4 separate regions of the Mus musculus genome follow, and regions 1, 2 and 3 are each linked to region 4. A link is a loop called in an ENCODE intact Hi-C map of the cell type or tissue named here. Cell type or tissue: left cerebral cortex. All regions are shown on one strand.

Region 1 (8,000 bases), 58 kb after region 4:
AGAGCTCTTCACAAATTCTTTCTGCTTTTGGCAAGCCAGCTCAATCCCGTGGCTATACATCTAAATAAGAAGTAACAACTGTATTAGTAAGGAATGAAGGCAGCAGCAATGACACAGCTCACTGTTTTCCATCAAAGGGTCTCTGTAGGACGTTTTGGTACAAGGCATAGCTGTATTCTTTGTCTACAATTGCAGTTTACATCCATCAATTCAACTCTGAGCTTCTTTGTTCATCGATGCCTCTCCTTGACAACTAACACTACAAAGGCTGGCAATTGCCAGTGATTCGCACAGAGATGACGGACAACAACAAACATCAGCTGTGTGGGCTCCAGAATCCTTCCTTCCCCAGGAGGAGGAAAGCAAAGCCACGTCCAGTGCATCAGTCATGGCTCCTCATCCTGAAAACCAGAGCTCTGACCTGTAGATCTTGCAGTGACCAGTCTTCACTTCAAAGAACCCATTTAATGGCTCCTAGTTTCTTTGTGTCATCACAATCTGTGACGATGAGAGAGTTCTTAATAAAAAATGCTACTTAAATGATTATGTCACACAGGCACACCTTACCTCAATCCTAATGGAAACAGTGACAGTGAAATCGAAAAGTGCCAACTGGTGACTCTGCTCTACTCAGGAGAAATCACTTTCAATACTTCTGTAACTGCTCATGTAAATGCAATGGGAGTTTAGTTCCTTATATTCCTTGTCTCAACAACAAAAGTGGAGGGCATTTTTTAAGGATTTCTTGGTTAAATGTACTTCATACTACTTACTAAGAATCACTGTTCTTAATCTGTTGCCAGAACTGTATCATTATTAGAGCCTTTATTCATTTACATCTCAACTGTATAAATATAATCATACCTTTTGGTCTTCATTAGCCATTCACTACTAGAATGATGCTTCAAAAAGAGGGGGCAGTCATGCTTTTTCCGAGAGTCTATTATTATAAAGCACAGACCCTTTAGTTCCCGTCAGTTTTACTTACTGGCTTATTCTTCCCACCCTCAGAACCCGATTATCCCTTTTCACTGATAACACTCTGTCCTCTATCCGATCCCTGCCCGATCCCAAGCCTGTTCTTATCCACTCTCTCCAAACCCAAGGTATACACATTGCTATACTGCTGTTTTTAACATTAATATATACTTATTTTCCCTGATTCCAAGCTTTGTAAGGAGTTAGAATTTAGTAACAAACTGTTCTGGCACAGGGAGTAAACCTGAGTTTTCTAGCACATTTGAGATTTCTACTGGCTGTCTGTGGACATTGCTCTCCTGTTTCCTTATTTAGTAGTTATTTGGGTTTCAAGCCCATATACTGCCATGTCTCTAAACGACAAGTAAAACATTTATTTTTACTTCTTGATACACTAGAAAATGAAGATGTTGGAGAGCTGGCTCAGTGGTTGAGCTCATTTGTTACTCCTGAGGAGGACCTGGGCTCCATCTCCAGCACCTATATGGTGACTCACAATTGTCTGCAACTCCAGGACATCCAACGACCTCTTTTGACCTTGGCAGGTGTCAGGAATGCATGGGATGCACACACATGCACACAAGCAAAATTCTCATATACATAAAATAATTAAATTAAAAGAAAAATTATCAATGCTGTTGCACACCTTTAATTCCGGCACTTGGGATGCAGAGGCAGGCAGATCTCTGTCAGTTCAAGGTCAGCTTCATCTACAGAGTGGATAGCTGGGCTACACAGAGAAACTTTTATGTCAAGGGGGGTGGGGGAAATGGGGAGAAAGCCAGTAAAAGGAGAAAAATGAAGCTGTAAAACAATTTGTAAAAAACAAAGTTATACCAATAAAGGCAATTATTAGAAGTGGGGTGCAGGATCTTGCCCTAATTATACAAAAGCAAATATTTCTCAAATCAAGCCAACTACCAAAATTATGTATATTTAAATTATTCCCCATAGACTATCATACCATTTGGTCATACAGTCCAACATGGACAGAGATGACTAAGTATACTATTGGGTCTTTAAGAAAAAGAAGCAACCCAGGGACGTGAACCCATGTTAGGCACGCATTCTCCACAGAGCTGCATTCTGAGCCCATATCAAGTCTTATTTTATTCTGTGATCATATAAAAGTTTAAAAGGCCATAATTTTAGTAAACAAAAACTCCGCAAAGAAACTATGATGGTTCAAGTCTACTGGAGCAGCTTCACATCAAAAGCTCTCAAACAGCAGCCACACTGGATCCCAGCACTGAGAGGGCTAAGTGGGCACAGGCCCACTCCTAACCAAGAAGCAGTGTGCAGTTGGTACCTGCTAGAAAGGGGAAATCACTGAGTTCCATCGCCCCCATTCCAGGGCGGGCAGTGCCATGCTGAGCAGTAGCTAGCCAACACAGAATGAACTCTGTGGTGTTTTTGTGGACTTTTTGCTCCATTTTAGCCTTTTTAATTATTCTAAAATTGTATTTATTTAGTCTTACTAGTCTTTTGCTTGTTTATTTTGATTTCATTTGGGTAGTTTGTTTTAAGAGAGGGAGAACATAATGTGAGATGAGGAGATTTGGGGAGGATCTGGGAGGAGTTGGGAGAGTGGAAAACAAGATGCAAATATATTGTATGAAAATTTAATTTAAAAAAAGATACAAGCGGGCTGGAGAGATGGCTCAGCAGTTAAGAACACTGACTGCTCTTCCAGAGGTCCTGAGTTGAATTCCCAGCAACCACATGGTGGCTCACAACCATCTGTAATGAGATCTGAAGCCCTCTACTGGTCTGTCTGAAGACAGCTACAGTGTACTCATATAAATAAAATAAATCTTTAAAAAAATACAACCATCTTTTTTGAAGTCCTCAAATTCTGGCTTGCCTTTTCACACATCATGTTATATTGAGATAGCTCTCTGTCTCTCATATTTGGTAAAAATTAAGCCAGTAATTTAAGATGAATTTTTAAAATCCTGTTGATTGATTAAACATTTTATTTTTTTTTAAATATTCTAATGTCCCCCCCAATTTAAGTCCTAAAGCTAGCAAAACATACAAGTAGGCTTGTAATAATTATATGTTCTTAGAAGTAATGACTGTGTAAATTTTATCACCATTTAAAAGCCTTCTCATCCAAATAAAATGCTATAGTATTTCTCTGGATAGGCAGTGCAGAAGCGTCCTGAAAAGAACACCGGACTGGGAGTCATGAGTTCTAGTGGGGACCCTGCACTGTCTAACTAAATGACCCTGGGAGATCTCCTTTAGTGAAGGCAATAGAAGCCTTCTTAAACCCCATCACCTAAACAAATGCACAGGTAAAATCGTTTTAAAATGTTGGGTTTCTTGGATTACTTCTTCGAGTCAACCACAGTGCACTGAAATTGAGGCAGTTTCCCCTTGCCTGTCCAAATTGACACCAGCAACTTTTCGTTTTCTCCCTCTGCAATACTAAGTATACACAGATGATACTAGTGATCCGTAACTAGGTGACTACTGACCCATCAATTCTCATTTTGCCTTACTTTCCCTATGACTAGTTGGCTGACCATAGTCTGTGGTTATGAAACAGCATACTGTGGGTGAGCCCAATCAACTCAGCTGACTGACTTGCGGGCAGACAATTTAAACCAGTCATCTTTAAGAAAAGCTATTATAATATTGGACCACATTTTTGCAAAAACGCCTGGAAATCAGACACCTACAATCAATTTCATTGAAAAGATTAGTGTTCAGTCTATGCTTTTGAAATCTGGTTCAAAACACACCCAGGTGAAAAGTCGGGAGAAGGTGATGTTCGCAGCATAGCACAGCACCCCTATAAAAGCCATAACTGGCATATAACACTTGACAGTTTCCGAGGCAAGAAAGCTGGGTTGAAAAACACATGTAGTATCAGAAACTTCGGGAAGAAGCCTGAAAGCCAATTCGGTGGCTGTATGTTTTCACCGGAGGCTGACGCGGAATCAAACTATGAATACAGTAAAGGACCAATGATAGAAACGGAGGTGTGTGCCAGCGTCAAAGGCAAGGCTTACAGAATTTGCTGAGATGTCAGCGCGGCAAAGAGCACGTGAGATGTTTATGTCAGGACTCGGTGTACTATTTTAGAAGTACAATCACTCTCTGTTCCTATCAACTGTGCACAAAGTAGCTGGAGCTCGTAATAAAGGCTCGGATGAAAGCACGCACCAGAGGACAAAGGGTCAATGTTATACACTTGAGCGGCCCCCAAAGCTCCACGCAGACAGCAGCAGAGAGGGGGAGGAGGAACCTCTCGCAAAGGTGAGGGGCAACCAGCCCCGGTGCAGGGACAAGTGTGCGTGGACGTGGAGGTCGGGAATGCGCGCGTGATCGCCTCCTTTTCTCGCGGAAGATGCTGCCAGAGCTGTGGCTTGGCATCAGGCTCCCCCGCGATGCCCGCAGACATTTCCCATCCCCCGCCCCCGGCAGAACGCAGGCCGCTCTCACCTGGGCGCCGCCGTCCGGTACCGGAGAGTAGTGGGACGAAGAGGGGGACACGTCTAAGTCACTCTCCTCCTCGGTTTCCCCGCCAGTCCTCGGGAAGCTCCAGGGGCCCGGTGGCGGCCACGGCTGCTCCATGTCCCACTGGTCCGGGCCCGGCAACCGCCAGCGCCAACGGCCCTGGCGTGAGTGGAACCTGCTGGGCGGAGCCAGCCGCCCGGCCGGCCACGGTCGTTACCCAGAATCCCTCTGCCCCTGGCGAAGCCGATGCACCCCCGGAGCAGGCCTGGACTGTGCCGCCGGCGGACTGCGGAAGAAGAAGTAGCCGGCCGGGACGTCATTTCCGGGGGCGTGACCGGGCGTGGCCACGTCTGGACGAAGAAGCAAAGTCTGGAGTTTAAGTCCGGGAAAGCTAACTAGGGTTTCTGCAGGTTCGGATCCGGGCGTTCAAAGGGTGTTCTGACTTGTCCCTCTTCTATTTCAAAAGCTCCTTCGTGTAGAGCAATCTAAGTCGGAGTCGAGGGGGACCGATTTAGAAAGCACAGCCAACTTTCCTTTAACTTCAAATTACCCGCGACAAGACTGTTCTCCAAACCCTGCTACAGCGGAGGAGGACACTAAAAATAAAATACTGGGGCAAGCACATTTGTAAAGAATTGAGACAAGTAGTAGACGTATCAGAGGGCTTTCCGTTCCTCGTGTCTTTTTAGAATCGTGAAGATCCGAGTACTCACTGTCCCTTTTCTTTTTGAGACAAAATGACCCACCATAGCCCGAGAACACATTTTAAGCGAAAAACTCAAAGATTGGGAATGTACCCTGGCAGTAGAGTGCTCATTTAACTAACACAGGCAAGGCCCTGATTTTAGTTTCTAGGACCAGGGAGAGGGAAACAGACACCTAGGAACTAGGAAAGTCTAACTTCACAACCCGCACGTTTAACAATTTAGCTTGTTGTCTATTCGCAATCAGATAAGACGACAGACTATCAGTCTTTCAAGCTTTGATTGATTGGCAAACTGTAGGTAGGGGTGTGTGGGGGCGTGAGGTTCACAAGGGTAGGCCAGAGGACCACATCAGTTCTCCTGCTCTGTTATTTTTCACAGCATTCCCTTGAGACAAGGTTTCTTCTCGCTGAGCTCAGAGAACTGACACCAAGCCTTCTGTCTCAGCCCATTTAGAGCTAGGATTAGAGGTGCAGGTTTGTTGGGTATTTGAACTACCGTCCTCATGCTTGCTCAGCTACCATTTTTACCTACTGAGTCATCTGCCTTAGCCCTGACTGGCAAACGCTAAAGGCTCGTTAATCCTAATGGTCGAGCGATAGATGAGAAAAATGCTGTTAAGCATGCTGTGTAACATTTAAGGAAGAGGGATGACATGAAAAGCCTATGTGCTTCAGTTCAGCTCTTTCATGATCAGGAAAATACCCAACAGTATTTTTACAGCGGAATCTAATACAAAGACAGTTTTGGGGTGGTAAAAGAAAGCTAAAAATAAGTAAGTAGAAGCAATGGAAGAGTAGATCTCAGCGTGCTGATGTGGAAATATCTCTGAAATGAACAAGTCTGTAATCCTGGGAAAGGCTGAGACATGAGGATTCTCAAGTTCACCACCAACCTGGGCTACACAGAAGGGGCACTCACTGGGTTAAAGAAACCAAATTACAGAATTAGATTATGTAAAGTGAGAAGTTATGGTTTATTTGTTTTGTTTTGCTTTGTTTTTGTTTGTTTGTTTTAAGGAGCAGGGCAGAGAAAGAGCAAGCTAGAAAATTAGAGCATATTGCCAGAGTTAGAGGCCCAGCAGAGCAAAAGAGTCAGAGGTTGAAAGAGAAGTCAAATTGAGTCAGTTAGCTTGAAGAAGTGTTTGAGCCAGAACAACTGACCTGAACCAGCCAGCCACTGCTCAGAAAGAACTAGAAAGAGTGAGCTTTCTCAGCAGCAAGTCTCAGAGGCTGAAAACATTCTCATCTTAGATTAGATTGTGTGGAGGCTAGAAGCTTCCAGGACTAGGTTTGGGTTAACAGATGGCAGTAAGCCTCAGAGATGACAATTATTCAGGAGAATAAAAGATACTTTCACAAAAATCTTGGAAGAGATAGAAGAAGTGTAATAATCACTTTGGTGGCTAAGGCCAGGAATGGAAAATTCTAAAGGTCTTAATTTCTATTTAGCCTTCCCGTATTGTGCTGATTGTTACAGGATATTTGATCATTGTTTATAGAACACCCATATTGTTATAGATACTGTTTATCAGATGCTGATGGGTGTGTCCTAATTAGATACAGTTTGATGTGCCGCTAGAAGTCTCAATAGATAAGCATGCTAAGGAATAAAAAGTTTTTGCCTACTGTAAGGCAAGTTGCTTGGGAGAGGTCTAGTGGTCTTTGCTCTGTGACCCAATCTGCTCTATGACCTGAGGTGAAGTGGGCTGGGTGACCTTGAGCTGCCCCATCATAAAGGTGGAGTGGTTCAGCCCCTACTCACTTGGCTTGGAGCCCCCACCATGATGGTGACATGGTTCAGCCTGCCAAGTTATAGGGGAGGAGCTAGAGACTTCTTTTATAGCAATTGGACCTTTGAGAGCTCTCTCTCATGGCTTGGAAGAGCCTTGCTGAAAGAAGCTCTGGGTAAGAGATAGGGATTCTCTTTTTGGACTTGGAAACCACAGAGAAGCAACGGAGAGGATGCAGGTAAAACAGTATTCTAGGAAAGAGAGCTAAGGAGCCCTCTTGCATTTGGAGGAGCTCAAGAGACAGGAAGATGAGCTCAGTAAAATGACACCGATAGAAAGAGATTTCTAAAGAGCTAGCAGGTGAGTTGTAAGATCAGGCTTGCAAATAGAGATTTTTGTTAAGAAAGTAAAGTTACATTGATGAGTTAGCAGATTTTTACCACAGCTCCCACCTTCTGTGTCTTTATGGATATAAATTATTAAGTAAATGTAAAAGGAGGAATATTACAGTTGGTAGAAGACTTTCCTACAAGTGTATAACTTTATAATCAGAAATAAAAGTTGAAAAGCTTTTCACGCAACCCTTGTTGCGGTCAGGCATTAAATGTCAAGGGGAAAGTGTAAGAGGTCAGAGAAAATGAAAACAGTTTATTTCCCCCTCTTTATTTGAAACCACAAAGTGCTTTGAGTGGTGCCTGGCTGAAAACTTAATTTTTTCAAATCCTATTTTCAATGATGGTTCTCCAATGCTTTCACTTCCTATGTAAAGCCCACCACCCTCCAGAGGTAGTGGAAAAGAAAGGATATGGGGGAAGTGGACCTGCTTAGAAAGGTTCTTTGGAGCAACTCCAGACTGTGTTGTCTGGAAATCGGCAGTTCAGTTCACAGGTTAGCAGTGGCAGCTCGATCTGCTTGCAAACATTTTACGGATACACCAGCAGTCCGGTTTGCTAGAGTTGGGATAGCAAATAAGAATCAGCAGTGGTAGCACTGCTTAACAGAAATAGCAAGGCTCCAGCTTCAGCAGGAGAAACCAGAAGGAGAAACCAGCAGGAATGCTAGAAGTTCTTAGCTGTGCCTCTTTCCAGAAAGTGAAGATCAGTGAAGACTTGAGACCC
Region 2 (8,000 bases), 260 kb after region 4:
ACTGCCATCTTTAAATCTCCTTTAGGTTCCCTCCCCTGGTCACACTTTTAAAAAAATTTAAACAGAGACAAGGGACTGCAAAGATATTGCCAGAATTATTCCTTAAGCACACCAGTGTTATTCTTTCTGAATAGCTGTTACCCAGGGTCATCTTGCCCGCATGGCAGAACTATGCTTTTTTGATAAGAACACAGGACACTTAAGAGCAGGCCAGTACTTCATGGTAGCTATGATCCTGGCTGTCCCCTGGAGCTGCCCGACAGAGGCCTGGGCCTACTGACTGGTCACTCCCGGTGGACAAACATTCGCAGGCATCCTAGCTCTTGCTTACCTCTAACAGGCTTTAGAAGAGTTCTCATATTTGTGGTCCTTTGGAGGCAGGGCTAAATTCTATGCCATATGATTTAATTCCTCCAAACCTATTTGTAAATTCTTTACAACATCAGTTCTATTACTCTGAGCTTCTTCTGTGTCAACCTGGACTGACATTCAGCCAGAGTTGTGTCAAGTCCCTGCTGGAAATGAGCAACAATCTCTCATAGTATACCCTTCACTTAGGTCTTTCCCAGAGCCAGTTAAAGTGGGCCCAGCCCTTTTGGGAAGGGAAAATGTTACCTTCAAGGACACAAGTCCTAATGAAGCTGGACTACCCTTTCCTTTGACTGAGCTTGGGTGGCAGACACCACCTGCATATTGGAGATGTCAAAGGTTAACTAGATTGACAACTCTTGAAAGGTCACGTGTTCACCCTGAAGCCCTGCAGGAAGTGATTTTGGGGAATAAAAAAATCATATCAATGTGTCTAAAAAGCAATCAGGCTAAGCATGCAGATCATGTGTTTCAGGGGTCACATAAATAATGACAAGTCAATAAACGGATTTACATTCTACTTGTAAAACTGTCTTTCAAAGGAAAAGATGTGGTTGGGGTTTAAAAATGGAATTGCTAACATTTACCTTCATGAGAATAATTTGTAACTCATGAACATAGCCTACATAAAGCCCTTACCATCAACCTTTAGTATATTGTATATAGGCAAGAGCTGCCAACTCTATCTACTCTAATGAGCAATTAGGAAACATTGTATACAATTGTACATTGTATACATTGTATACAGGCATTCTGTTGTGGTTCTGAATTTTTAAATCAGCAATTAGTCATCTTCTAGATATTTAGTGCAGGGATCATATTCAGGGTGCTCTCCCAGACCAGACTGAGTAAGTAACTAATTATACGTGGGCTGTTGTGGTCTCCAAGTATAGAGATGGTCACCATAGTTAGACGTGGCTATATTTGGCAGTGTTTGGCTATTGCTGCAATACAAGGACAGCTCAGTGAGGTTGTAAGCATTCTTGTTTGCAGTGAGAGGAATTAGAAGCATGCTTGCACAAGTCCATGCCCAGTAAAACAATCAAATGTAGGAAAAGTGAATGGGTGAATGCACAGGCAGATTTTTCTGAGAAACTCTGGGGTGATATATATGTGACCCTGCAGAAGGCTGTGGATTGGATCTAAAAGGCAGTTCATCTGAATGAGTCTGCATTCCTCCCACTTACAGGCCCTCAGGACCCACTAAACCAAAGCCTGAACATAGTTCTCACTTGCTTGTTCTTTAAGAACTGCAATCATAAAGAATCCTTGTCTATTAGAAGCATATGCCCCAAAGCCCACCACTAACTTTCCTGATAAAATAAAGACTGAGAACAGCCACAAGTGGCTCCGTTAGTCCTGGAGAACAGGTCTTGTCTTACTTTGTTTTCTGTTGACCAAAAGCAGTGCAAGGAGGAAAGAGTTTACTGCAGTTTATAGCTTCTTACAGTCCATCACTGAGGGAAACCAGGGCAAGAACTCAAGTTAAGAGCCTGGAGTCCAGAGCTGATGCAGAGACCACAGTGGTATGTTGCCTACGTGCTTGCTCTCCATAGCTTGCTCTGTCCAGGGTTGGGGGGGTTGGGGGGTGGCTCCACCCACCATGGGCTGGGCCTTCCCACATCAACCATTACTCAAAAGTGCCCTACAAGTGTACCTACAGGCAACTCGTATGGAGTTGTATGGAGTTATTTTCTCTAGTGAAGTTCTCTCTTTCCAGATGACCCTAACTGGTATAAAGTTTAAAAACTAACTAACTAACTAACTAACTAACTAACTAACCAACCAACACAAGGCTCTAGAAGAAGAATATTTTTTTTTCTTAATTACATTGAAGTCATCTAGAAAAAAAAGACATGCTGTTATGCCTCATCTCAAGCATCCTTCACTTATGTACTCCCCCAGAAGGAGTCCAGGTCCTCAGAGTCAGCAGCCTTATTAGCTCTTTTTCTTGTTGCTGAGACAGAGTACCTGATGGGTGTGACTTGAGAGGGGCAAGGTTTATTTTGGTTCCCCGTTTCACATGTCTATCATACATTGCATTGAATGTTGGTCTGATTTAATTCCTTGCATCTCCAGTGGTTTCTCAGATTTTCTTCCTGTTTTAGCTTGAGCTTGTTCAGGTCTTACACAGGCATCCCCATACTCCTGGGGTTTCTGGAGGGTAACCTTCCTGTCATGTCCAGAAGACACTCTTGGCTCTGGTTGTCACTGACCCCGGTGTCTCCCGTTCCCACCATGGTCCCTGATCCTTTGGTGGAAGTAATGTGTGATAGTCACAGTTGTAGCTGAGTATTCCAAAGACACTGTTCACACTCTGGCCAGTTGTGAGTTTTTTCTGTTAATCACCATGTATTGCGCAAAGAATAGTGGCCAGTCCGGATGGCACATGCTTCATCAGTTTAATGTCAGCACTCAGGAGACAGAGACAGGTGGATCTTTGTGAGTCGGAATTCCAGGCCAGTCTGGTCTACAAGTTACAAGCCAGCCAGGGCTGCACAGCCAGACTCTGTTAAAACAAAAGATAACAAAAGCAAAAACAAACAAAAACAGCAGTTCACCGTATAAGTAGAACACCTGAGGTTACCACTGCTGACTGTCAGAGATGGCAATGAACAGAGACAGGAATTTAATCTTTAAATTGCTTTACAGGGGGCACCATCAACCCTATAGTAGATGCCATGCTAAAAGCCCATCTTCCTTCTCATCTCTAACCAGTAGCTTACAAAGAGAGAAGTGGGGCCAAGGACAGCCAATCAGCGTGGAGCTTACTTATCCTTGCCCTGTGGGTCACTGATCGAGTCCACTTTGACAGGGGTAGAAGTTCAGCTCTGTACTGCCACTCTCCATGAAGCCCAAAGAGTTTCCCTAATCTTTTAGGGACTCAACTCAGGGAATCCCAAATTTATGGCTTCAGCCAAGAACTGAATTTAGGACCAGCCAGAATAAAATAGAGTCAGGATCTCATTAAGTAAAAAGGAATATAGGAAGGAACAAAAGGCCACTCAAGAGCACGAGTATGGGCTTCTCTGAGAAAGAGTTACAGTTTATTCGGTTTTCAAAACAAGCTACTCTGTGTAGCCCTGGCTATCCTGGAACTCGCTCTGTAGACCAGGTTGACCTTGAACTCAGATATCTGCCTGCCTCTCCCTCCCGAGGCCCGAGATTAAAGGTGTGTGCCGCCACACCCAGCCATTAAGATATTTTAAAGATGATTTTGAGTGTGAACGTTAAGCAGAAACGAGGCTTGGGAAAGATAAGGCATGCTCAAGTGTGAACAAGGGCTCCCGGTGGACTGACTGACTGACTGGGTGGCTTTCACAGAGAATCATAGCCTTAGACCAATGAGCCAGATGTTAAACCTAAAAAGTAAGAAACGCTCCTCTGTTTCCCTGATTTATCTGTCTTGATAAGTGAGATTGCGGGATGGCTCCCAGATGCCTCGGATGGAATAGAATCTGATAACGGACCACCAGGGGGCCACTGGAGTTGCACAAGGGTTTTCTGAAAGCCACAACTTTTCAGGCCCGAAGGGAAAGGCCTGAAGCAGTTGACACCAACTGCTTCCCTGGGCTGGGGTTCCCACTTCCTTGCAGGTAAGAGGCTCTAACCCAGTTGTTCTCAACCTTGGGGTGGAACGACCCTTTCACAGGGTCGCCTGAGACCATCAGAAAACACAGAGATATACATTAGGATTCGCAACAGTAGCAAAATTACAGTTCAGAAGTAACAACAAAAAGGATCTTATGACTGTTGGTCACCACAAGATGAGGAACTGTATTTAAAAGTTGCTACATTAGGAAGGATGAGAACAACTGTTCTAATCAAATCACGGGCTGAGGAATTTGTCTCCTTTCCCACAGCTTCCAATGGCTTATCATCTTTCCCTCCTGCTTTAGTCACCTTTAGGAGACCCACGAGACCTGCATCTTTCTACTCATCCATTGCACTCTCTCCTCATTCCATGAAAGTTTGGCTCAGACACTTCTTGGAGTACTACAGGGATTAACCTTGTCTCCTTTGCAGGGCATGTGGGCTGGAGTTAAAGAGTAACAAACCCTTAGCAATGTGTGAGGCTAAAATAGCAGCAAGTGCCAGCAGGTTCCTTCCTAAACTATGGGCAGCAGGGTCTTTATAAGAAAGAATATTAAAGTGTCCCCATCCATCTCTCCTGTCCCCTAAAGCAGACTTTTCTCTGACTTCCCAGTTTGTGGCTTTCTGAATAAAGAGCAGCTTTTAGAAAGGTTCAATCTCTGATTTCTGTTTAGGTGACAGGTGGCAGGCAGAGTCCAGTCTGGTTTCAAGAGCAAAGAAAAAGAGGGGTGGGGAGGGAGGGAGGGAGGGAGGGAGGGAGGGAGGGAGGGAGGGAGGGAGGGACTTACACCAAAGAGACCTGCTGATGGTGACTTGTTTTACTTTGTCATAAATATAGTTAGAATGTATAGAATTTAACTATCTGGTCAAAGACCTGGTAAATCTCTCCTGCCTTCCTTATAAACCTAAGCTCTTAATTTCTTGATCATCTAGAAAATGGAATATTTAAATCTATTAGGAATTTTTACCACATCTATAAAATGGAATATTTAGATCTATTATGAATATTAACCAAAACATGAATGTACTTTAAATGCAACATTAAGAAATATCTGTTCTTCTAAGCAAGTATTTTAAAGCGTCACTAAATATCCACCCACTTTACAGAAAGCATTCTATCGCTTGCTTACATAATGCACATGATGAATCATAAGATGGAAGTCTTGTTAAGTTACAATGTTTTGCATTCATTACGTAGATTTTAATAAAGATTTTTTTCTCATAGATAGTGGAAATAAATTAAATTTTATTCATTCTTCCTTAAGTCGTTGAGGGTAATAAAAATGGGAGGGCACAAAATGCTTTTTGTTAATCAAAATGCAGTATTTTAAATGCATTTTGAAAGAAATGCATAAAAATCCAAATATGATTGCTTTGCAAAATTTTCTTGATGTATGGAAGCTATCAAGCAAAATTTTGATGATATATATAAATATCTTAATATATAATTCTAGAAACAAATCAAAATAACTCTAAGTGCATTGATTAGATCAGTGCTGTGTATTTATTTCCCAGAAATATGATGTGAGATTTCATATGATATTTCTATGGAGACTGGGATACGTATAAATTATGAATGCAAATGCTTTACAAAGAGATTTACATTAAGTTTCCTTTTTTATGATGGGATTGCAGGCAATACCAAGCCCGTAAGCACTACCAGTCAGGATCTAGGTGAGATGTTGAAGTTATTCTGTACCATGCACAGGGAAAACAAAGACTAGATTTAAAGGGTGACTAAAAATTAAATATGTCTATTTAAATGCTTAGAAATTTTCTATACTGTTTTTGTGCTATGTAAACTTAAATTTAAGAGATTAAAAAATTAAAGGACTAGTACTACATGTAGAGAAAAATTTTAATGGCCTCTTAAATTTTTTTCCATATAAAATATATATTTATATATATATATTTAGAATGAAAAAATTATATGTATACATAAATATATATAAAGTTGGTATTGAAATATATATATATTAAAGGATTTATTTATTTATTATATCCAAGTACACTGTAGCTGTCCTCAGATACACCAGAAGAGGACGTCAGATTTCATTACAGATGGTTGTAAGCCACCATTTGGTTGCTGGGATTTGAACTCAGGACCTTCAGAAGAGCAGTCAGTGCTCTTAACCGCTGAGCCAACTCTCCAGCCCCTTGAAATATATTTATTTATATATAAGGTTGGTATTGAAATGGGCTCAATTGGTTATTAGGCCATAAAAATTGCTATTAAACAATAACCCATTACTAATAAATAATATATTTATTTTATTTCTATGATATTAGATATTTTAATATTTAACTTGATATATATAGGATAAAATGTCTTAAGATTAAACCTGAATTGGCCTCAAAAAGACAAAACTACATTTAGAGTTTTTAATGTTCATTGACTCATTAAACTCAACTTTTCTATTTGCTCCTATGTGTAATCTCATAGTCATGTTATGGATATTATGTAACATAATAATACCATTAAATATGTTTATGGCAACTGAAACAATAAAAAGTTATTAAAATTCTTTCTCATTTTATTTTATAAAGTTTTTATTAGCACATTTATATAAAACTAACAGGCTACATCAGAACCTTCTCATACAAGAATACAATGTGTTTTGATCGTATTTATTCTTCATTACCCTCCTTCATCCCCTTTCCCACTCCTGGTGACTTCCTTCTGCCCAGCTCTTCCCTTTTCATGTCTTTTTGGATTTTATTTTCCAGTGAGTTTAGTTTCAGTTGCCTGCAGAAGAAAGGGTGAGAAACCATTTGCAAATACCTAGACACTGTAGCAATGTCCAACCACTGAAGCAAATGCCTGTGCCTCCTTCAGCAACTGTTAACTGCCTACCAAACCTCAAGAAGGAGCCTGGCTTCATGACCACTGGGTAGGGATTCTCCTTTCCCCACATCTTCACCAACACTTGTTCTCATTTGATCTCTTGATGATCATAATTCTGACCAGGATGAGATAGAACCACAAAACAGTTTAATTTGCAAATCCCTGATGGCTAATGGTATTAAGAAAAAAAACTTAAAAAACATAGCCATTCATATTTCTCCTTTTGAGAATTCTCTATTCAACTCTATAGTCTATTTTTCAACTTGGTTATTTCTTGATTTAAAAAAAATGTATTCTAAATATTAATCCTATGTCATAAGTATAGCTAGCTGAGATTTCTCTCTGTAAAAGTATCTTTTATTCTCCTGTTATAGTTGTTGTCTGGGAGGCTTACTGTGTCTGTCTGCTAACCTAGGCAATAGTCCTGGAAGATTCTAGCCTCCATACAATCTAATCTAGGCCTATCATGTTTTTAACCTCCGAGACTCACTGTTGAAAAAGCTCACCCTTTCTTGTTATTTCTGAGCTCCTCCTGGCTAGATCAGCTCAGCTGTTGTGGCTCAAACTCCTCTGCAAGCGAACTTATTCAATCTGGCTTTTCTTTCAGCTTCTGAATTGCTCCTCTTGGCCACAAACTATACCAACCCCCTCCAACCTCTGGCTCCTCCTTATTCTCTTCTCCTTCTGTCTTTACCTGTGTCTAGGTTGTTCTTTCTTCAGTCTGCCTCTGTAAAACTTTCCCAGTAAAACTCCCTCCCTCTCCCCCTTCCTCGCCCCTCCCTCTCCCCCTCCCTCTCTCCCTCCTCCTCCCCTTCTCCCTCTCTGTGTGTCTCTATTCTCCTCCCTCTCAGCTCCACTGTATTGTTCTCCAAGAACTCTACTGTATCCTAGACTGTACTCTCTTTTTCCTGTACTGTCCATCTCTTCCCTTAAGTAGCTTCCCTTTCCTCTCTCTTCTTGTGAGAGTTGGGCGTATCCTACTCTGTCAAATCTTTCTCTAATTTTTTGCTTTTTCTGTCTCTCAAGTAGACATCACTTTCAAACATGGGTGCTTCCTTCTACAAACTACCTTCATTGTTTGGGATTAAATGTGAGTGCTGAGTGCATGTCTATATTTCAGCCAAAGAGATTAAAGGTGTGTGATAAGGGCTGAGCCACACCCTAACTGGAAATAGATTCAAATATCCTATAA
Region 3 (8,000 bases), 200 kb before region 4:
TATACAAAAATACTTTTGAGTAATAAAACATTAAATGTGTGGCTTGCTCAAGAAAATAAATTTTAAGAAAGATTTTTTTTAAAGGACAAACATGGCTCTTTTAATAAGGTTTGCTCGAAATAAAAGGTGCATCAGTAACTCACAGAGATGGTGGAATCATGTGAGAACTGGGAACTTTCGTATTCTAGTTCATGTGCCAAACTCAGCCAGTTGGCTGTTCTCATAAATAAGCCTTCATTGAAACACAGCGTGCCATTTACTTATGCACTGCCTATGACTACTTCTGTGCTACAAAGGTTCCACTATAGACTAGCAAAAGAGACAATCTTGCCAACACCGCTTAAAAACTATGTTCTTTAACAGAAAAAAAAAAATCTTTGCCAACCAATTTAAATCAGTGATTTTCACAGTGTGGTGGTCCTTGGAAAACAAGTAAGAAATGCAAATGTACAGGTTCCACTCCGGACTTACTGAAACACAAACTCTGGAGACAGAATGCAACAATATATATTTCAGTAAATCCTGTATGTAATTCTAAGACCCACTGGATAAAGGGACCGTTCTGTAGTAGCTGGAAAGAGATGCGAACCCACCCAAAGTCTTCCTTGAGGAAGTCAAGTAAAGGCCTAATAAGGCTTTGGGGCAACTGTCAGAAAGGACTTAGCCTGGAGTGAGGAAAAATGCGATTGAACAGTGGGAAAGGAGGCTCTTAAGTAATGCTGTCAAGTCTCTCCTATGGCGACCCAGGAAATACAAACAGAGCGATTGAGCACGGACATTGAAGCAGTGTCTTGTCTAGGGGCCTTTACAACTCAGATAAACTATTCCTGCTCTATGAAATGGTGGGGAAATGTAGAGGGCTCAACACTGTCTTTCTAGCCAGCAAAGTATTATTAAAATAAGAAAGGCCTGGTTGCCATGGCAGCAGGGAAGCAGAAGAGAAGTTGGCATCTTAGTATCTCAGACAACAAAAGCTCTGGCACAAAAGCCTTTCAGGGACATTCAAGATCCAAATTACAGCAGTAGTATAAAATATCAGTTTTCATTTGGGACAAAAAGATTATCAAAAAATGTAGTGGTAAGAGCCCTGTGCAGAAGAAAATAAAAACTATGAAGTGTCCAGAGAGGCAGGTACACAAGAGGAGTAATTACAATGTGAATGAACCTCACAGACAGCATGCAGGCATTCTTAGAAGAACCTAGCAGACGTCATACAGGCATTATTAGAAGCAGGACATTATGCCATTATGAACTAAGGCTTTGCATTGAAAACTGTTATCAGAAAAGCCAGCTGCAACCAAATGAAAATGTTCCCAGACTATCTCCACTTGAGGAATCCTGAAAGTTAGCAATTTATTTATTATTTTTAAACCAAGGAAATACTCCTTGTTGGGTCAAACAACTTAGCATTAATACTCTTGGGGGGTCTGGTGCTGCTCTGATTCTGACAATTCCTCAGCCCCTTGGTATCATCCTAAGCACTGCCACATTGTCATTTCTTGTTCCACACTGTCATACACTAAATAGCAGCTTTTCATACAGTAAACTCTGAAGATACAGCTTTACAAAGACACACACCCCCATAGGAACGGATGGAACTTCCTACCTCTGAAACTACCTCAGGTTAAGTGGTGAGAGCCAGCCTTCCCTGGTGCTCTAACACCTGACACAGTTTGGGAAACTAAGAACTAAGCGAGGGAGCCTAAAAAGGAAAAACAGTGTAATGGGGGAGGAGCAAAGGACAAGTCTTTGCGCATCTTAACCACCAGGGGGCAGCACCACGGGGCTTAGGCATCAAACCCTTCCATACAGAGGCTGTAGATACACTAGCATGCAGTTTCTCTATGCTCTATGGAAGCCGCACCAGGGACTGACCAGCTACGCACGGGCCAGCTAGGAACCTCCTTTGCCTGCCCAGCTCTGAGAAGCTAAGACGTTCAGAAGCGACCAAACCATTTACTGCTCTGCATGCATCCAATCGACCCCCACACAAGGTTCTGAGAAAGTAAATTTTAAGTTAACACTGCTGTTAAATGGGAAGAACACCATTATCCTAACTTAAGACTGCACGCTCAGATCTAACTCCAAAGCCAATGGTCTTCTCTATTTTGCCAGAAAGGGATCCCATCTTTCAAGAATAGCCTATCTGGGTAAAGTAGAGAAAAAAAAATATGTTTACTTTTCACACTCAAGACACCTTACTCAAGACACCTTCAAATTACAAAGGAAAAGACACTAAAAGAAACAAATGAAGCCCGGTGGGTGGTGGTTTTAATCCCAGCATTTGGAAGGCAGAGGCAGGGGAAATCTCTGAGTTGGAGGCTAGCCTGGTCTACAGAGCAAGTTCCACAATACTCCACAAAAGCCAAAATAAACATAAGTGCTTATCTAGCCTCCACACACTGCAGCTCTCCTGTACAGGTAAATGCTCATGCCTGTAGCACCGCTCAGTACTCTCAGGATAAGTCCTGGGCACATCCAGTCTGCAGACGTCCCACACTCAAGCCAGCTCACATACAACCAAATGATCTTAATAGCTGGAACCGTAAACAGTAAACAGGTAAAGGATATAGAGAAAGAGGACCAGAAATTGATGATTCATTTTCAAATCCGCTGGGAACTATATGAGAATATTTGCAGTAAGCCAACAACTCACTCATACAAACCTATTATGAAACCAAAAGCAACCTCCGGCTTCTTTATTCCCACTTCTGTTTCCCTTCTCCGCATTTCTCCTCCTCTCTGTGACACACTCAGCGGCTCGGTCCTTTCATTCAGGGAAAAGGAGTTTCCCCTGATAGACTAGTAACCACCGGAAAGCAATCAACCAACAAAGCAAGCAGGTGAATACAGGAAGCATTCAATGTGGCAGCAGAAACCCAGCAAAAACAACCAATTTGTTCCCTCAACAGGTTATTTCAATTCCTTGAAAATTAAGACTGGGGAGAAAGGGGGAGAAAGAGACGACTTATTGTTTTCCTCTGCAAGACCACACTGTAAAACCAACAAAGACCGCTTCTTTAAGGATCCAAGAGACACAATAAATACCACCCAATTACTCTCCCACAGCAACAGGAAAAGTTCAACACTGCCATTTTCGCAGTAAGCAACAATTAGTCCTGCCGTTGTACACAAGCATCCAGCCTTCTTAGCAGGCACTGGCTCGCAGATCTCAGACACCCTTGTCTTTAACTGCAGCACCCAGGCAGCCCCGAGCGCTAACACCCACCTTCGCGGGAGGGAAAAAAAGGGCCTCTTCTTCTGGGGAGGGAAAACAGTTCACATCTTGTTCCCGTCGCCTGCTTCAGGAACCTAAAAACAGAAGCAGCAAGTCACTAACTCAAAAACCCAGGGCCAATAGATGCTCTCTTTTTTTTTTTCTGCGCTGTTTAGATGACTAGAAAAATGTACAGAAGAATAAGAAAGAGGGGGGGTCGGGTTCTAAGGCACAAGGGGATGCATGCATTTATCAACAGCTAGCCACTCCTTCCTAGGCTGTCGGAAACCCGCAGGTTTTCTAGCTTTGAAGTTCCCTGCCAGTAGCAGGGGGCTAAGGGGAAAGCAGGAGGCGGGATCGCAGGGAGAACCGCTGCCCCCCGCCCCCATCCAGCAGCCAGGGACTGCACCCACCGGCGACACGGGTCGGGCCACACAGGAGCGCCCCGAGGCGCGCAGGATCCGCTCCTCCGAGACGCGTCGGGCGGGCCGAGGTCTAGGGAGCCCCCGGGCCGGGCGCAGGGTCGAGCGGCCGCCAGGCTGGGCCCTCGGGGGCCCTCCCGCGCGGGCTTGGCCCGCACTCACATCCCGCAGCGGCGGACCCGGCAGCCGCCTGCAGCCCTCGCCGGGACGGACGGGCGCCTCCGGAGCCGGGGCCGCGGCCGAGGCGCCGACGCCGCGCGAGCTCGCCCAGAGCGGGGGCCCGCCCAGCCTGTCAGCGCGGCGGGAGGCCGGCGGTGGCCGCTGCTGCCCCCTTTCTGCTCTGCCTCAGCTTCCTGCAGCCCACGCCACGCCCACCGCGCGCCGAGCCCGTCTCCGCCCTCCAGGGGCCGCACGCCGCCTCCGCTCGGCCCCGCGACGCCGGCTCAGCTGCCCTGCTCGGCGGGCTCCGGCGCGGTGCAGCTTCGGGAAAGCGGCCCCGAGCGGCGGAGCGGGGCGTGGGCAAGCCGGCGGGGGTTGGCGGGGGGGCGGAGGCCGGCACGCCCCACTGCGCCTGCGCCGCCCGCGGGGCCGCTCTGCGGGGCTGGGCCGGGACGGGGGAGGCGGCCGCGGGCTCCGGGGAAGCGGAGGCGCGCGTGGAGATTCCCGGGGCAGCCCCCGGGCGAGAGCGCGCGAGGAGGAGGAGGAGCGGGGCGGGTGCGGGTTGGCGCAGCGTGCTTGCGGCCTCGGCTCGCGGAGGAGACGGCTGGGAATGAGTCAGCCCGGCCGGGAAGGCCCCGCTGCGTCCGAGCTGATAGGATTGGCGGCCGCTGCCTCCGCGGAGACTTTCCCCTTCCTGCTTTCGTTTCCACAGGCGGCTCCCTGCCCTAAGCGCTCGGCCCAGGGGACGTGGCACCGTGGACCGGGCGCTGAGACCCAAGTACCTGACTTCAGTTAACCACCACTTCTGCGAAGGGACCGCTTGGAAGAAGAAACGACGTATAGGGTCCCAAAGAGCCACGTTCATTCATTCAAGAATTTGTTCCCTGCTAGGCAAGGGCTCCCAGGAGAGGAGACGAAGGCAGCACCCATTCTGCATGTGCTATTCTCATAGAAGCCAGAAAAGAGGCTTTAAATCTGCACTGCTCTTTGTGTGTGATTGCCAGTAACGGGTACACACACACACACAAAGGTGAGTGGAGATGTTATTTTGAGATGACCAGAAAAGACCTCTTAGAGTGGCATTTGAGCAGAAATGTGAAGGATGAGAACGATCCAGTCCTGGAACTATCTGGTTTCAAGAAAGAAGCTAACAATGAAAAGGATTCTGAAAAGGGAATGTGTTTTAAGGACCAAGAAAGAACCCTCAATGGAAGACAGTAAAAGGAAAGGGGCTAAATAAGAAGACAAAGAAATAACTGGGGTCATTCTGTATAGGGCTTCTTATTTTTTCTCTTAGCCCCAGGTTTGTCAACCGAAATGAAGCATTCACAACACCCACGTCCCCTTATATACGTGACGGATGCTGTTATTCAGATCTTACATCTATTGTTTTTTTTGTTTTTTCCTTTATTTTTGAGTCTGTGAGCCTGGAACTCACAGAAATCCTCCTACCTGCCTGGGGAATGCCGAGATCAAAGGTGTGGGCCACTACACAATGCATGGTTTCTTTTAAGTAAATGTCACCAAAGCTAAAGATAAGGTGGGCAAGAAAAAAATAGATGATTAACAGTAAGCTTATAGGATTTAAGTCCTTTGTCAACCCACACAGGAAAACTGAGTAACTTGTTCATTCTCATTTACAGTGAAAATCATTCTCGGTGAGGTAAGAGTGAGCCAATGATAGTCTTGAATGTTGATCTCTCTTCACTCTGTAGTAGAATGCTTTCCAGCACTAGATGCGATTCCTAGTAGAGGCATAAGCTAGAGATTTGTTCCACCTGTTAATCTTTTCACAGAGTTCCTGCATTCTCTAATAAAGATAAGGGAGAGTTCTGAGGAATCGGACAAAATCTTTTATGACCTTCAGAAACTCTGCACAAACAAGTATGGGGTGGAAGATAAGACATTTAGATTTAGGACGTTTAGCATGGCCAGACTGGAAAAATAAAAGTCAATAGCTAGTTGTCTGCTGTGGCACTGGGTGTAGAGACAGGAGGCAAGATTCTGTCCTTTCTCTGTGGTAGCAGAGCTGCCTTCCATAGGCAAACAGTAACAAGACTGTATCGCTGTGTGAGATCAGCCCTTGTGTTCTATATCTTTGTATAGTTCTTAGGCTGTTGTGCTATAAAGCCAGCCATAAGTGATACCACACTCAGGAGGCTGGGGCAAGAAGGTTCTGAGTTCCAGGCCAGCTTGGGCTACATAGCAAGACTTGGTTTCAAATAAACAAAGCAAGCCTAGGTTGGAAAATTCATGGCCAAGTGTTCCCAGCACCCACGTGGTATCTCACAACCATCTGTAATTTAGGATCTCAGTCTCCTGGAACTGAATCCCAGGCCTCCTTCTGACCTTGGATACTGAGCATACATGTATTACACATATGTCCAGGCAAAACACTATACACATAAAGTAGACAGTCCTAAAAAAGAAGTTATGCAGTAGAAGCTAGGTGGCCCAGGTTTCAATCAAGGCTTTTACCAAGACAGTCACTTCAATTTCCTAAGCTTCCTGTTTATCCATGTAATGAAAAATATATCCTTCTCATCAGAATACGAGGATTGAGTATAATAGCATCATCATACTTAAAGAGACATTTTGAAGATTGGATAGGAAGTATTTTAAAGCCCTTAAGCACAGCTATTAAATGTCTGTTACAGCCATGGAAGGGGCAATTTGCAGATGCCATCAAGCTGGGAAGTATAAAACACGCTCTATCTCGTCAGTAATCCTGAGTCATTTGTCACAATTGCACCCCAAGAAACTGTCTTAGCCACCCTTGATAAAAGCTGAGTTGTAAAGGAGACAGATGTAGGGACTGGCATTTTTACTGTAATCTCATTCATTTTAAATAGCATCCAAAGTAATTGATTTCATTATAACGTGTGTGTGTGTGTGTGTGTGTGTGTGATCACTTTCTTCTGACTCATTGTCTTCTCCCACTGTCCTCTCTCATCCCCCTCACCCTCCTCTACTTGGTCCTTTTCCCCCTCTTAAATAGCACCTCCTTCTGTTCTCATGTCAGTATATTCTATTACCCTTTCTTTCCCCTTCCTCGCAATCAAGAACAGTTCTTCCCCCCTTGTGCACATTCTACTTCACACACACACACACACACAGAGAGAGAGAGAGAGAGAGAGAGAGAGAGAGAGAGGAGGCTCCTTAGATAAGAGGACTCAAAGGCATTTGTCTTCTAGAGTCCAGTGTACTTTCTGTCGCAGGATGACTTTCAGTTCCACCCATTTTCCTGCAAATGTCACAGCTTCATGTGTGTGTATACACCACTTTTCCAATATCCACCTCCCTGTTGATGGACACCCAGTTGTTTCTACTCCCTAGCTATTATGAATGACAGTGCAGCAGTAAATATGGATGTGCAAGTGTTTCTGGTGTGCATGTGTGTGTGTGTGTGTGTGTGTGTGTATGTGTGTGAGTTGTGTTGTGTAACGGTGTAGCTGACTTACACGGCCTTCACACTTATTTCTGTAGTGGCTTCTTGAGTTTACGGTCCCATTAGCAGTGTGTAGGAGTGTATCCTACCCCGCACCCTCACCAGTATTTGTTCCTGTTTGTTGTCCTGATGACAGTCATTCTGACTGGGGAGAGATGGGATCCAAAAGCAATTTTAAGTTGCATTTCCCTCATGGTTAAGGATGTTCAACATTTTTTTCAAATATTAACTAGGCAATTGTTCTCTTGAAAGTTGTCTACTCAGGTTATTAGCCAACTGTTTGAGTGAATGATTTTTGTTGCTGCTGGTTTTGTTTTGTTTTGTTTTGTTTTTTTGGGTTTTTGGTTGGTTGGTTGGTTTAGTTTGGTTTGGTCTGGTTTTTTGAAACAGGGCTTTTCTGTGCTGCTCTGGTCATTCTGAAACTCACTCTGTAGACCAGGCTGGCCTCAGACTCATAGAGATTTCCCTGCTTTTGCCTCCTGGGTGCTGGGATTAAAGGGTTGCACCACCACTGCCCAGCTTGAACAATTTCTTTTGATATTTAATTTCTGCAGTCCTTCATATATTCTAGATGTAAGCTCCTTGTCTAGTATACATTAGCTAAGTTTTTTTTTCCCATTGTAAACGCTACCTCCTCAGTTTAGCAAATGTTTCTTTTATTGGGAAGGAAACCCTTTAATTTTCTGTAATCCCCTTTGTCAATTCTTGGGATTGTTTTCTGTATTTTTGGAGACCTTTTTGGGAAGTTCTTGCC
Region 4 (8,000 bases):
CAAGCGCACTTAGAAGGCAGTTTGATCGCATGTCCATTTACCAAATGAGCATCAGTAGCTTCCCCTAAGTAGGGCCTATAACCTCCTCGGCCATGGGCTTTTGACCAGATTTATAGAAGCAGGCATGAATCCCCTCCTGTAGAGTTAGTCTCAAAATCAAACATTAAATAGTTGGTTCCTCCCATAACAATTATTCCATTATTGTCTCAGGAGCACATTTTGTCTGGCACGATCCCACCATGTAGTCCTGGCTGGCCCCGAACTCACAGAGATCTGCCTGCCTCTGTTTTCCCAGGTGCTGGGATTAAAGGTGGGTAATGTCACATCTGGCTACCCAGTTCTCACGACCTGTGTGGCTGCACTCTTGCTCACATTAATACTTAAAACCATCTCGATCATTTCCTTTTATCTCGGGTCGTTTGGGAAGGGTTCATTCAGCTGGGTGGCTTTAACTAGAGGTGGCTTGTGTATTACTCTCGTTATGCGGCTGCTCCACGTGGGCTAGGCTTTCTTACATTGCTGTGTCCCAGGGTAGTCAGATGGTCTTACGCAGCTACTGCAGGTTTCCAAATTGAGTGTTGCAGCCAACAGTCAGAAAACCAGAGCTGCTTCATTCTTCAGGGCCTATCCTTACTCAGCTCGTTAGAACAGTCACAAGAGCCTACCCAGTTCAGAGGTTGAGGGAACACAACACAGACTGGCTTCTTCAGTGGGGAAGTGACGGGAACAGAACTCGGAAACAGCACTCGGGAAGATCACGGAGTCTCTAACTTGGGTGTGAGCCGCTGCCATCTTTAGACAATCCCACTTGGCCACAGCAGCTGATAAGACCCTGTGGGACATGGATGATCTCGACCTCCCATGCTCTCCGGTTATCTCCTCCCCTGTTTGCTCCAGACCCTCGACTTTCAGACCGCTTTCTCGGCATTCCTCCCCTCAGCACCTTTTCTTCGGATCTTTCCATTCTCTCTCCAGAACATTCTTCCTCCGGTTATCTGGATGGCTTGTTCTCAGCCTCAAAATGTTGACCTGTGTGACAATACCTCCTATTCTCATTTCATAACAGCAACAGCTTTATCCTAACCCCACCTCTCCTCTCCTATATTTTTTTCTGTGGCACCTCTGAACATCCGCCATTCTATGCATTTTTATGTTTGTGTCTATCTTCTTTCCCCAGCGGAATGTCAGCTCAAGCAATGCATCTCCTTTGTTTAGGTTTGTGTGCTTGTCTGTTGTGCTGCTGGGAGTCAAATCCAGGCCCTCGTCCTCACCAGATAAAGATTCTATCACCGAGCTACATCCGCAGTTCCCGTTTTAGGTTTGAAACAGCACGCTTTGGCCATCAATCACCAAGGACCTGAGACTGACGAACAGCAACATCAGGGGGCTTGGAGGTAAATCCTCTCTGGGTTGAGGTTGGAGAAGATAGTAGTTCCATCCAATACCTTTGCGGTAGCATTTTCTAAGACGGTGAGCCACAGGCACCTAGCTGAGCTGTGCTTGTGTCTGCATTCCTGATGGATGCTAACTATGGGATAATAGCTATTATTGTTTTAAGTTGCTAAGTTTTGGGATAATTGGCTAAGTTGTAATTGGTAACTAATAAAGAATCTCTAAGCTAGATTATTTTACTACTGGTTTCTTATGAAGTGTCTACACACACACACACACACACACACACTCTAGGTCATGGGACTTGCTTGGCCAATGAGGTGTCACAAAAGTCAGGAAAGAAGAGATGTAAGAAGGATTTACAAAACACACTCCCCTCCAGGAACCCAGGCGCCATAGATCTGCAGATCAGGAGACTGAAGAGCAGTTGGACAAACACCCACTTTTCCAGTCTGTTCTAACCATCCAGCCCAGTGAGTAAGTCATGGGGAACCAGTGTGAGAAGCTAAATCACGCTGTGTGTACTAAGCCAACAAAGGCTTGGGCCACTTCTACTGCAATAGGTACCAGACACGCCCTCCTCTTCCGGGTTCTTTTGTCTTTTCCCAACGCCAGTGCTAGTCAGGGCTTCCCAGACACTGACTCCAGGTAGCCTTCCTTCTCACTCCCTAGCTCATGCTGAGACAATGCGCACACACACAGATTTCTGGAACAGTATATTCATTTCCCAGGCCTTGCCATAACAAACAGCCTGGAATGTCGAGCTTAAAGGGAAGGGATGGTTTCTCTTATAGTTTGGGAAACTTTGAGCCAAATGCAAGGAATGAGCAGGGTCGGGAGTTCTCATCAGGTCTCTAAGAGAGAACAGTGCCTTGTCTTTCTCTAGGCATCTGGTGTTGTCACTGCTCTTTGGCATTCCTTGGCTTGCAGCCTTTTAGCTCCAGTCTCTGGCCTGTTACCACACACTATTGGTGTCTTCATATCACATCTGGTAAAGACGATGACTGATCACCCCAACATGATCTCCCTAACTATTCCTGGAACAGCTCTAAATAAGGTCACACACTGAGACCTAGTGCCAGCCACACCCCCACATTTTTAGGGAGACAGTTTAACCTATGCCACATACCTATAATCCCTGATCCACTCTGTCCATTCTAAGGACTTAAAATATTCTGGAGTTTAATGTGACAAAACAGTACTCCTTAGTGTCTCCTCAACAGGCATTTACTGACTGCCTACTACACACAGGGCACTCCTCTGAGCTTTCTTCAATACAAATGGACCTGTATAAACATTTGGCCATGGGTAGTTCAGGCACCCTTGCGAGATTAAAATTCAAATTAACTTTGTGTTCCACTATTATCAATAGTGTAACTTAAACAGGAAAACAAAACCTCACACAAATAAATACCTGTGTGTGTCGAAATGACTGCCCTGGGCCCAGTTGCCAAGAGACGTCCCAGTTTGGCAGCCTCTTACTCCTCTACAATCAACAGCTTTGAGCTCCCGTGGGCCTGTTAAAGTGACCACACACCCTGCTGCCTCCCACCCTAAGTCTCTAAGCACCTCAGTCTTACATACTCATGTTTGCTTCTGTCTTCTCTCCCCAGTAGAACGAACGCTAACTCCAAGAGAACAAGCAATGGATCTCTCTGTTCGGGTTTGTGTGTTTGCTTGTTGTAGTGTTGGGAGCGGGATTCTTAGCTGCTCCAAAATTGTTTGAACACCCCACCCCCATAATCGAAATTTTCAAGGCTGAAACCACAAATGTTCCCAACTGCGGAGATTGGAAATGCTTTTCTCCACCACCAGGTTTTCTGATTCTAGTGTTGCGTAACCTGCTCTTGCCCAGACCTTTCCATTCTTGCCTTCCTCCCTCCCTTCCTTCCTTTACCTCGGGGTACCCTCATGCTCTCCTCCTAATTCCACACACAGGCACGGACTGTGTAATTTACTTATTTACTAACTCCTTCTTGTGCAGCAATAACAACGGGAGAGCCACTCATTTGCTTTTTTAAGTACAGGGATGTCTGCCTCACCTTGCCACGGAGACCACGTCTTCTCTCTGAGCAAGCAAACCTACCTTGCTACCCTCTCCATCACCCCCGAAATAATTACTTGGAAACAGCAAGTAGTTCTGAACCAGTCATTTGGCAGCCTTTGAGGGGGCACACATGGTGTTTCCTTTAGAGACACTTTTCTGTTTTCCCGGTGCCCGGCACAAGGAAACCGTATCAGGCGGACAGTGGGCAACGTTTACGGAGCACTTTGTAGTTGGTCTTGTACAGGCAATCCACACACCGTTCTACTCCACACCAATCTCCTGCGTCCATTTTACAGATAAAATAAGACTCAATCGCTTCTCTTCTGCATCCGTTCGTACCTCACTCTCCCTCTCTGTACTTCAGTTTTCAGAGCCCACGCCAGGGCATCACTGCTCCCTCCCACACCTTCTGGTTAGTTGTTGTTTGGTTTTTCAAGACAGGGTTTCTCTGTGTAGCCCATGCTGTCCTGGAACTCGCTCTGTAGATCAGGCTGGCCAGGAATCCTGAGATCTGCCTGCCTCTACCTGGGTGCGGGGTTTAAAGACGTCTATCACTGCTGCCTGCTGGTTTGTTATTGTTTTTATTCACAGTACTGTTTCAAAAAGCCTTACTTCCACCCCTGGACAAACAAGCAAGAAAACAAACGGACAGCAGTAGAAACTCGGGTTTGTTCAGCATAGCATTCTCGGAGGCCTCTAAGTACAGTGGCACACAGTAGGCACTGGGTAGCTCTTCCTGAAATGAATGCATTTCTGAAGGAGCTAGTATGTTTGACCTCTGCGGAAGTTAACGGTGACAGCTACTTTTGGTTCTGAAAGTGGATTCAGGGAGATGAGACACATACTTCACTTGATGAAAGCTTCTGTGAGGAGGGTTCCAGGTCACCCCTGGAGGAGAAGGAAATGGGGTGAAAAGGCAGAGGGAAGAAGGTCAAGGGAGGATTGGTGTGAAAAGGTGGGGAACACCTGGTGAACCAGAGGGGCCGAGGGGACACAACACGGGGGCATGCTGCTTCCTGTTGGGTCTGAGCAGGACAGAACTTGGCTCTTAGAAAAGACTAAGGGTGAAAAAGGTGAACACAGAGGGGGGAAAAAAATGAAATCCAGGCACTCAGAGGTGCCAGCGGGAGACTAGAAGTAGAACGGGGTGCTCAGAGGTTGTCCACTGGGGAGAATGCAGACGGGCGCAGCCTGCAGGCTGGGACCAGGCAGCACAGGGCACGAGGGTCTGGGGATGCCAAGAGGCGCCGGGTGGAGCTCAAGGGAGTGGGGTGCAGGGGCGCGGAGGGGCGGTGCAGCAGCCGGCGGGGCGGCCCCGGTGGCCGTCGCTCACTTCCGGGAGAGCCGGGCGTCCTGGCCACCGCCCGCTTGCAGCTGCCAGCCCTCCAGGGCCGCGGAGCCTGTGAGCGCGCAGGCCAGGCCACAGACCAGCGTCTGCGCAGCTCGGACCACCGCCAGCCACCATGGGGGCGTCGGGGCGGCTGCTGCGCGCCGTGATCATGGGGGCCCCGGGCTCCGGCAAGGGCACCGTGTCGTCACGCATCACCAAACACTTCGAGCTGAAGCACCTCTCCAGCGGGGACCTGCTCCGCCAGAACATGCTGCAGGGCACAGGTGGGAGCTGAGACCGAGGGCTGGCGGCGTGCGATCGTCCCGGCGGGGCTTTGCGGGCCGGGGTCGAGGGTCCTGCGACGCGGGTGCAGCGCTCCCCGACCTCGCCTGGGGAAAGAGCCGTTGCGCCCCGAATCCTCTGGCCTCCGTGGGCAGCTTCGGGTAGATGGGGGAGGGGGAAGGAAAGGACTAGGAAGTTCAAAGACTGAAGGAAAGCCCTTGGCTTTGTTTTTAGAAGCTCATTCGACACAGCTGGCAGCTGCGGTGGGGGTCCAGCCGGGGGGAGCTGTGCCTGTCTCTCCACGTGTCCTTGTATGCAGAAGGCAGGCTTTGGCTCTGCCAGGGCTAGCTTCTTTTTTTTTTTTTTCCCTACACCCCCCCCTCCCGCCCATGGTAAGCTCCGTGGGATCTTGTAATTCTGACCTTTCTCTCTGCAAGGTCAAGTATTACTTATTTTCATTGCAGTCACAAAGTTGGCTTAGATTTTGATGCCCCCAGACATTTCTTAGTCACTAAAGTTGTCCTTGTAACAGTTACATAAACGATTGCTGTGTTTCTCCTTCCAAAGTCTTCTAACTCAGCACAAAAAATCTAGCCAACACTTTACAAAGGGTGGGTTTGTGGTAAGTTCTATTTTAAGAAAAGCATTTTTAAATTTATTTTTTGGGACAGTGTCATTCGATGTATTCAAGGATAACTTTAACTTAAGTTTGACATCCTCCTGTCTCAGCCTCCCTAGTGAGTGCTGGGATTCCAGGCGCCAGCCAACTAACAGCTGTAAACTATTTTTTAAAAGCTTGCACTAGATGTGTTTCTCCACAATAGTGTTGACCTTCAATTTCAAACTAGTGCCTATTTTGAAAATTCATTTGAAGCTTATTTACACAGAAATAATACCTGTTCAAGGTTTTAAAAAAAAGAAAGTAAAGGCCAGGGAGAGGAGGGAAGACAGAAATGTATAAAGTAAAAAGCAAAGTTTTCTCTTAGTCCCTACCTCAGCCCAGAACCTCGGAGAGAAACAGTCTATCTCCTTCTGGAAATGTCTTTGTGTAAAGCTCCTTCTTACAACCTCAGTGTATCAAGTTACCATCTACTTACTCCACATCAGTGTTTTCGCACACTGCATTCAGCCTGCCATCCCATATGGAGACGTTGTCCGGTTCCGCACTGCACTGCTTACCCTGTGTCTGCTGAATCTACCGCGATTTATTTACCTCTCCACTCCCTCCTGGCGGGTGTATAGCTAGTTTCTAGGAAAGGGTGTTTTTTGTTTGTTTAAAAGACACTGATATTCAAGTGTGTGCGTGGGGGTGGGGGTGTGTGAAAACCCACAGTTTTCAGTTTCTTTGGCTCGATCCTCTGCACCCCTCAAGCATGTTTTCGTTTTCTTCTAATGTCGACCTTAAGAAATAATAAAGGCTGCAGTTAATTAAAGTTTATCGAAAGGTTATTTGACTCTTGCTAAATGTTCTTAGTGCAACAGATTGCAATGCGAGTTACTGCAAACAGTCCCAAGTCCTGAAGACTTTGCTGCTATCCAAAGTACAGTAGAAGTCTTTAGGGGTGACCTGCATACCGACTCAGAGCTGGCCTGACTGTGGGTGGCAAAGAATGCTCATGGGTAGGAAAACACAGAACATTTGAAAAGAGTAAATGAAAGGGTATTTAAATACATTTCTGAAAAATGAAGAAACAATGTTTCTTGCTACACGTTAACCCCTGTTAAGCCTCAGGGTGCCCAGGACTGCATCTCTGAAACATGGACAGAGACTACAGAGACCAAGGAGCTGAACACACAAAGTTGTTCAGCCACCCACTCGGCAGTTTTAATGCTCAGTTCATTTTTATGACACAGAAAGACAAATACTTTCTTAATACAAACTTTGAAGATTCATTATTGGAAGTAGGTTTTTTGTTTTGTTTTGTTTTAACAGGGTCTCAGACAGTTGCTCTGGCTAGTCTTGAATTTGGAGTAATCCTCCTGACTCAGTTTCATCAGGGTTGGAATTGCGGATGCTCTGGCTCTGCTAGGAGAACTAAATAAAGTTCGTGAGAGAAGTCTTTGCAGTTCAGAGTTCAAGGTCCACACAGGCAGCTAGGTCTTTGTTCAGCTGGGAAAAGTTACAGATCTCAGAGGGAAGCCCCAGCCAGGTCCCTTGGGATGCTCACTCAGCTAGTTGATACTTGAAATCCTGCAGGTCCTGGGATGTCGGGGTCACTTGTTCTTCAAAGAAATAACAACAATCCCTTAGTAAGGGCAGAACACAAAGCTTGGGAGGCATCGTGAGATTGTTCCCACAGATGTTAATGGTTTATCAGGTAGAGTAGTCTTTACTAAGTGATGTCTGGCCGGTCCTGTGTAGGACTTTTGCAAATTTATATTGAGAATATAGCCTATATTCTCTCTATATATTGAGAATATATCCTCAATAAATATTTGTGAATGGATTAGATATTTCCCACAGAATCAAGCAAATGAGATGTAATCGTAAGCAAACCAAAACAAACCCGAAAACAAATTCTGAAAAAGTGCTTCATGTTTTCTGATACTAAATCGTAAGGAAGGAAGAAAGGAACAAAGTAACGAACGAATGAAGGAGAGAAGGGAGGAGGGATAGAGGGAAGAATACAGGAGAACTGACATCCTGCATAGACTGGCCTCACCTGGAGATCGTGGATTAACCCTTTGGTGTTCTCTTTCCCCTTTCTGTTAGTGCTTTGTATCCTCATGAGTTGTGAGCATGCTTATATATCATCTCAGATTTAATTTCACCAAGACTGAACAAGACATTTATATTTTGCCCGATATCGACTAATCCATTTTTTTCCAGTGCCAGAAACGGAATCTCAAGCTCTGTGCATGCGAATCAAGCACCGTACCTTGGATCCCTATTAGCTGGGGATTTATGTTCTTAACTGTTCTTTGCTATAATAAACAGTTCTGTGAATC

Evidence for each region. Peaks named below come from ENCODE experiments on the same cell type or tissue, not always from the same donor. Only the 100,000 strongest peaks of a DNase experiment are listed, where the experiment ranks them.
Region 1: a loop joins it to region 4, with 5 times the contacts of the local background. A loop is called at or near these places in 15 of 42 quality-filtered maps.
Region 2: it touches region 4 in a loop (2.4-fold over the local background); 3 of 42 quality-filtered maps call a loop at or near these places.
Region 3: a loop joins it to region 4, with 9 times the contacts of the local background. A loop is called at or near these places in 6 of 42 quality-filtered maps.

Annotation. Positions count from the first base shown.
Region 1 is chr19:28,987,101-28,995,100 of GRCm38, reverse strand. Cdc37l1 (cell division cycle 37-like 1) reads right to left here and starts at 4,734. Exons shown (of 7, transcript NM_025950.4): 1 at 4,432-4,734; 2 at 1-60. The coding sequence starts at 4,563. It also overlaps a transcript of Ak3 not described here. In left cerebral cortex, CTCF peaks have their summits at 2,747 (motif pointing left) and 4,669; DNase peaks (open chromatin) are centred at 4,053, 4,358, 4,752 and 6,405; H3K4me3 peaks cover 2,377 bases; H3K27ac peaks cover 3,512 bases.
Region 2 is chr19:28,786,807-28,794,806 of GRCm38, reverse strand. It overlaps Gm35922 (a long non-coding RNA gene), which reads right to left. Exons shown (of 4, transcript XR_877801.1): 4 at 6,622-6,709. Among named protein-coding and RNA genes, the nearest start is that of Gm35922, 31 kb to the right of the region's middle. In left cerebral cortex, a CTCF peak has its summit at 3,811 (motif pointing right); no DNase peak of the experiment used is centred here.
Region 3 is chr19:29,247,749-29,255,748 of GRCm38, reverse strand. It overlaps Jak2 (Janus kinase 2), which reads right to left and starts at 3,946. Exons shown (of 25, transcript NM_008413.4): 1 at 3,631-3,946; 2 at 3,230-3,312. In left cerebral cortex, CTCF peaks have their summits at 1,761 (motif pointing right) and 4,002; DNase peaks (open chromatin) are centred at 3,640, 4,062, 4,327, 5,556 and 6 more places; H3K4me3 peaks cover 4,966 bases; H3K27ac peaks cover 4,895 bases.
Region 4 is chr19:29,044,732-29,052,731 of GRCm38, reverse strand. It overlaps Ak3 (adenylate kinase 3), which reads left to right and starts at 4,771. Exons shown (of 5, transcript NM_021299.2): 1 at 4,771-5,053. The coding sequence starts at 4,903. 1700018L02Rik (RIKEN cDNA 1700018L02 gene) reads right to left here and starts at 5,249. Exons shown (of 1, transcript NR_028360.1): 1 at 4,003-5,249. In left cerebral cortex, CTCF peaks have their summits at 3,173 and 4,627; DNase peaks (open chromatin) are centred at 4,776, 5,244, 5,623 and 5,749; H3K4me3 peaks cover 2,808 bases; H3K27ac peaks cover 2,720 bases.